Linked DNA regions of Mus musculus: region 1 is linked to region 2. Evidence: chromatin contacts called from ENCODE Hi-C or POLR2A ChIA-PET data. All regions are on one chromosome and are shown on one strand. The core of a region is the stretch at or near the end of the contact, and the rest is flanking DNA. Distances in the headings are between cores, read along the strand shown. Region 1 has its middle 7.2 kb from the start of Gm36913. Region 2 has its middle 22 kb from the start of Gm50340.

The links. Hi-C counts contacts between places; a loop is a spot of excess contacts on that map. ChIA-PET counts read pairs that join two places held with the same protein, here RNA polymerase II (POLR2A).
Region 1: a loop to region 2 is called in a map of gastrocnemius, with 2.0 times the contacts of the local background. The contact joins two enhancer-like sites. A Hi-C loop is called at or near these places in 2 of 37 maps with a recorded cell type or tissue (gastrocnemius and left cerebral cortex). POLR2A ChIA-PET finds 5 or more read pairs at or near these places in 2 of 5 experiments (Patski and embryonic stem cell).

What each region holds. Positions count from the first base shown.
Region 1 is chr19:9,953,294-9,956,365 of GRCm38, reverse strand. No RefSeq gene overlaps it. Among named protein-coding and RNA genes, the nearest start is that of Gm36913, 7.2 kb to the right of the region's middle. Within about 2 kb of position 1,664, at least 2 of the 3 ENCODE cell types and tissues checked have a DNase peak (open chromatin) inside an H3K27ac peak, as active enhancers do; they include gastrocnemius, where a contact is called at or near this core.
Region 2 is chr19:9,919,755-9,922,965 of GRCm38, reverse strand. No RefSeq gene overlaps it. Among named protein-coding and RNA genes, the nearest start is that of Gm50340, 22 kb to the right of the region's middle. Within about 2 kb of position 1,927, at least 1 of the 3 ENCODE cell types and tissues checked has a DNase peak (open chromatin) inside an H3K27ac peak, as active enhancers do; it is gastrocnemius, where a contact is called at or near this core.

The sequences.
Region 1 (3,072 bases), core at 415-2,914, 34 kb before region 2:
CCTGTATCAAAAACCCAACACTCAAAAGAATTACAATTAGGCAATACATTCTGTCTGTCTATCTATCTACTTGCTTATTTTGTTTCTTTGAGACAGGTTTCACCGTGTAGCCCTGGCTGTCCTGGAACTCATTTTGTAGATCAGGCTGGCCTCAAACTCAGAGATATGCTTACCTTTGCCTCTTGAGTGGATTAAGGGTGTGTGCCACCGTGCCAGGCCTCATTTTGGTTTCTTGAGACAAGGTTTTTTTTCTGTGTAGTCCTGGCTGGTCTGGAACTCTCTGTAGACCAGGTTGGTCTCAAATTTAGGGATCCACCTGCCTTTGCCTCCCAAGTGCAGGGATTATGTGCTAGGCACATAAGTTCTAACTCACCTGATTTAGAAATCCAGGGGAAATTCTGGGGCTGTAGGAAGGGAAAGAAAGGAACACCATTCCAGTCTGTTTCACTCCTTTCAACATCTGAGAAGCAGACATCCCAGCACAGCATCTGCTGTGAAAGTTGTGGCCACAAAGATGCATCTCTTTCACATACAGATTTTCTATGCTATAATAGCAGTAAACTAGATTTGTGGCCTTAGCTAGAGCCCCTCTCTTTCCCTGGACATAGTCTTATGTTTACAGTGAAGACATTTTGTCTTCCTGTATCTGGGATCTAGAATGTTACCTTATCCATTGGAACCTTATCTGTGCACCTCAGGACCACCCTGTGGGTTCATTTGGTTTTCTTAGAAACCCTTTCAAGAGAAGACATTTAGAACCAACCTAAATGCTATACGTGGCTATTGTAAAGACAGCAGGCTGTGTCTCTTAGATAAGCCACCCTGTGCTCTCTGCTGTGTCTTCTCTAGCTTTTCTCATTTTCTTTTAACACTTGTGTATTTAAAACATATTTTTAAAAAAATCTCTCTCCAGGCAGTGGTGGAACAATGAGTACCTTTAATCCCAGTATTAGGGAGGCAGAGGTAGACAGATCTCTGAGTTTAAGGCCAGCATGGACTACAGAGACCAGGACAGCCAGAGCTTCACAGAGAAACCCTCTTTCAAAACACACACACACACACACACACACACACACACACACACACACACCTCTTTTAATAAACCTGAACCGTCCTTTACAGTGTCTAGTTCTGAAATTCTTTTCTGCTGTGAAGCTAGGAATCTCGAGTTTGCCAGAGTGGTGTTCTCTGAGAAGAGCCCTGGGGTTGCTGCTGGTGACAGACTGCCCAGGAGAGGGAGGGAAGGCTACACATTACAGCAGCCCGAGGCCAAGTGAGTGGGGTTTCCAGAAGAAGCAAAACTTCAACTTCCTCACCAGCAGGGACACACAGACCAGGTAGGCAGAGCAGTAGTCATCTCTGCCTGCACTTCACAAGCTCCAGCTCTCCAGCCTCTGAGAGACCCATCCGCTCCCTCTTCTCTTCTCTCTGAGGTAGCTGTTAGCTACCTTAGGAGTCATCCCAGCGATGCCCAGGCGTGGACAGAAGGGTGTGGGGGCTAGGGTAGTTGTAGAATAAAGGAAAGGAGAAAAGAAACAGACAGAAAAAATTTCCCGGCAGAACTGTGGCCTTTGCTGTCTTGCTGTTCTCTGTTAGTATTGAGCAATAGCCCTGAATCAGGGCCAAGGCCGGTGCTCAACAGTGCCTCCAAACGAATCTGCTGGAAGAAGACTGTGTTTTTTCAGTGTTTTTCAGGCCCCTAAAAGGGCCTCCCTCTCTGCCCATCTCCCCCTCCCTCTCAAATTCTTCCCGCCCACAGGACCCAGCTCTTTCTGTCCCATGATGGGTGTAGAGGAAGTGGGATAGCTGCCTGCCAGCACTCCTCCCAGGCAGCTGGCTGCCCACTGTGGGTCATAGTGTACGGAAAGATCCCAGGGCAATGGTTCAGACACCAAATGGCAGCCCCGGGGCAGAGGGTTTTGCTCTTGCCTAAACCATACAGTGCTGCGCAGAGATTTTGTTTTTAGGATGGCTTATTGGTCTCTGACAAGAAGATATGGGGCTGCTAGCCCCTTTGGGGATAGTAACTTCCAGATAATTTTCAAGAGTCAGTTTTTAGGGGTGGGGAGATGGCTGAGTCAGTATGTACTTGCCGTGCTAGCATGAGGAGCTGAGTTAGATTAAGATCTCACATAAAAAGCTGGGTGTGGTAGCACATGTCACCCTAGAGACAGGAGGATCACTAGGACTTTCTGGGCAGCCAGCCTAGTTAGTTGGTATGATCCAGGTTCAGCAAGAGATGCAGTCTCAAAAATAAAACAAGTAAGGTGGAGGGCTGGGCATAATGACACCTATCTTTAATTTTAATTCTAGCATTTGAGTGGCAGAGGTAGAGAGTCCCAGGCCAATCATACACATACTAACATGCAAACACACTTACCCACCCCACAGACACATTTACGTTTAATGTTTATTTGACTTGGACAGTTGGTTGAATGAGCAGCCATTTGCACTATGGGCATAACTACTTTTTTCAAAGAGGTGGTCTGGGCAGAAGGATCCTAAGTTTGAGGCCAGAGTGGGTTGCATAAGTGGTTCAAGGCCAGCCTAAACTACCTAGTGAGATCTTACCTCAAAGCAAACAAAAACAAAGAACCCTCAACGAGCTAGAGAAAGTACCCAAGGAGCTAAAGGGATCTGCAACCCTATAGGTGGAACAACATTATGAACTAACCAGTACCCCGGAGCTCTTGACTCTAGCTGCATATGTATCAAAAGATGGCCTAGTCAGCCATCACTGGAAAGAGAGGCCCATCGGACTTGCAAACTTTATATGCCCCAGAACAGGGGAACGCCAGGGCCAAAAAGGGGGAGTGGGTGGGTAGGGGAGTGGGGGTGGGTGGGTATGGGGGACTTTTGGTATAGCATTGGAAATGTAAATGAGCTAAATACCTAATAAAAAATGGAAAAAAAAAACCCTCAACAATGAAAACTCAATCGAAAAATGAGCATAGGGCTTGAACACAGACCTCTCAAGACTCTAGAGTCTGGAGAACACGCATAAACTATCAGCTCTATTTTTTAACCTTTCTTGTTGCTATGGCAAAAGCAACCTGAGAAAAGGACAGTTAC
Region 2 (3,211 bases), core at 678-3,177:
GTGAACAGTGAGGAGGACGTGACTTCAGGGTCCTGTCTCTGGTGATTAAAGTGACAAATGCCCCATAGATGCAGCAGTTTGAACACTTGGTCCCTAGTTGATAGCATTGTTTGGGAAGGTTTACAAGGTGTGGCCTTGCTAGAGAAAGCATGTCACGGAGGGCAGGCTTTGAGAGATTATAGCCGCCCCCGCCCCCCCCCCCCCCATTTGCTCTCTGCTTCTTATTTTCTGCTTTAGGTATCTTGCAGAAGGTCAAAATCATGCTTGGCTGCATGGGGTGTGTGTGTGTGTGTGTGGTGGTGTTGAGGTCAGCCTAGGCAGGAGACCCTGTGTCAAAACAAACAAACAAAAAACAAACAAAACAAAACAAAAAAACCCCACAAACAAGCCAAACCTAACTTAACCAAACCAATGTGTATCAGATCGTCCCTGAGCTGGCAAGTCCTGAAGCTTTGAAAATCTAAGTTGCCATGGCAACCTCCTGGGTGCTAGAAATGCCAGAAAAGTGGGATATCTGCCACAGAAACAAGCCTACAGGCATTGAACAGAACTGGGCTCCAGAGAGGCCCTGCTTGCTCATTCTCACATCAGCGACAATACCTTTGAGCATGGTGTGGTGTGCATGCAATCCCAGCACTCTGGAAGCCAAGGTGGAGAGCAAGCAAGTTCAAGGTCAGCCTGAGCTATATATAGTAAGACTCTGTCTCTGAAGAAAGTGACAGTATCTTTAGTATAAACCCCCCAAATTTTAGATAGGAGAAATGAGGAATTCTACTGTAAATGAGGCAAAAGGTGGCTTTGGGAGAGGCCAGGGCAGCTTTTAACTCAGGGTATGTGGCGTGGACCTTCTTGACACGCAAGCCCTCTGGCTATCTCGGATCTGTAAAAAGCAGATTTTAGGAACCATCTTTTCCCATGCTTTGCTCCCTCCTTTTCCTGTTTGGATAACATTTAGGATTTATGAGCTCTGGCTAGAGGGGCTTCCCTTTTTCCCAACTCTTTCCATTTTGGTTCCCTCAATATTGGAAACTGCTAGGACTGTCTCTTTCTACCAGAAGTCAGATGGGGTCACCCCTCGTAGAGTCCTTTTATCTTTCTTTTAATTGATCTTTCTCCTTTCTTGCAGCTGGATTGCTTTGGTTTTTTTGTGCTTTCTTATCTTGGAGCTGTTTAGGCTATAGCTCGACATGTCCCCAGCCATCTTTTCTGGGCCTTTTCCCAATGGCCCTCAATCCTGTTACTTTCCTCATTTCTCCTTTTCTCGTGGTACTGCAAATGGTACCCACAGTATTCACTGGGTAACTCGATATATGTTTGTGGACGCGTGATGACCTCAGACTGCCTTCCCTCTGTTCTCAGCTTTCAGGTCTCAGTTTCTCTGGAGCTGACTCAGCACAGGAACGGCCGCTTTCTGGATGATAGGGTTTGCATTGCCTTAAGCTGGGAACATCTTAGTGTTTTTACCACAACTTTGCCCTGAGTATGTTTGAAGAATTATTCACTGCTACATGGGTGACTTCTATTGAATTCTTCATTCATAAGCAAAAGGAAAAACAGTAAAATAAAGAGAATGCCAACCACAAATTATTCTAGAATAAACAGCTGGAAGTATCAGTTAAAAAAACAAAACAAAACAAAACAAAACAAAACAAAAGGACGCCTAAACACTTGAATGCTTTAGTTTTAAAAATATTTAGTTTTCTGTGTGCCTGTGTGTGCACACGTGACTGACAGAGGACAACTCCTAAGAGCTGCTTCTTGTCATCGGCTTTACAGTCATGGTGGTCTAGAATGTTCTCTCAGGGATTATGCTCAGTCCAACAGCCAGTGGTAGAGTAAGAATCCTGATGCTGAAAGGCGGAGATAGGAGGTTAGCAATGGAAAACTGGGCCCAAGCAGTGCTGAACCCAACAAGAGAAACGGTGCCCCCTGCAGCTCAAGGGCTTTGGAGCAAGTGTTTACATAAGCTTTGTAGGGTTAAGCAGCCTTACCTCCCTGGGCCTGCCATCTGCTTCTCTCAGGTCAACGGCATTGAAGGCTGTTGGTTTATGTTTTGCTTTTGAGCAGCTAGCTCACATTCCTAGCATTTAGGCACACAGAGGTTGTCACTGCAACAGATTTTGTTTTCAAAGTGTCATGCATAGCCCACTCAGGGGCTTCCTGCTCCACACAGGGTCTCACAGGTGTTTCTCTGGGAATTGCATTTCTATGATAGCACCACACTTGAGTTCTGCAAAACAAGAACCTTGGAGGCACCAGCGGGTCATCCTGCCAGAGTAGCTACCTTTCTTGGGCCACAGTGGTTGTGGATCCTGAGTGTTTGCCTTGCTAAACCGAGGGGTCCAACAAACACTCCCCTAAGTAGCCCCAATAGAGTAGACAACCTGGGGATCTCTTCGTAAAGACTTTCTGACGCCTATTTCAGTTTCTGGAACTTTTTTTTAAAAATAATTTTATTTGTTTATATTTCAAATGATATCCCCCTCCACATCCCCTATGCTATCCCCCTCTCCCCGCTCCCCTTTGCCTCTATGAGGGTGCTCTTCCACCTACTCACCCACTCCTGCCTCACCTCTCTAGCATCCCCATACACTGGGGCATCAAGCCTCCACAGGACCAAGGGCCTCCCCTCCCACTGATGCCAGATAAGGCCATCCTCTGCTACATATGTATCCAGGTAGTTGATATTGTTCTGCTCGTGGTCCCTTTCTTGTCCCAGTGCAAAGTGGGAGGCTTCTCTTTCCTGGTGCTGATCCCCGTGATAAGTACAACCATTTGTCTGCACTTGGCTTTGTCTGAAACTTTATCCTCATACATACTTCCTTCTTAGCCAAATTGTACATTTTTGAAATTCACATGCTCCGTGTTTGCTCCCAATTTTCACTGTAAAACTGATTAAAGACTGTTGTACTGCAATGCTGTGCTGCCTTGAAATTTCCTCTGCCAAATAATTTAGTCCATTACTTTTCTTTGTTTTTGTTTTTGTTTTTTTTTTTTTTGAGACAGGGTTTCTCTGTATAACAGATCTGGTTATCTTAGGACTTGCTGTGTAGACTAGGCTGACCTTGAACTCTCAGATCCACCTGCCTCTGCTCAAGGCATTGACCACCACCGCACGGCTAGTCCTTCCCTTTTTGAACTCAGTCTTACTCAAATTTTCAGGACACAAACAGAATGGAGCCATATTCTTTTACAGTAATATTAATGGCTC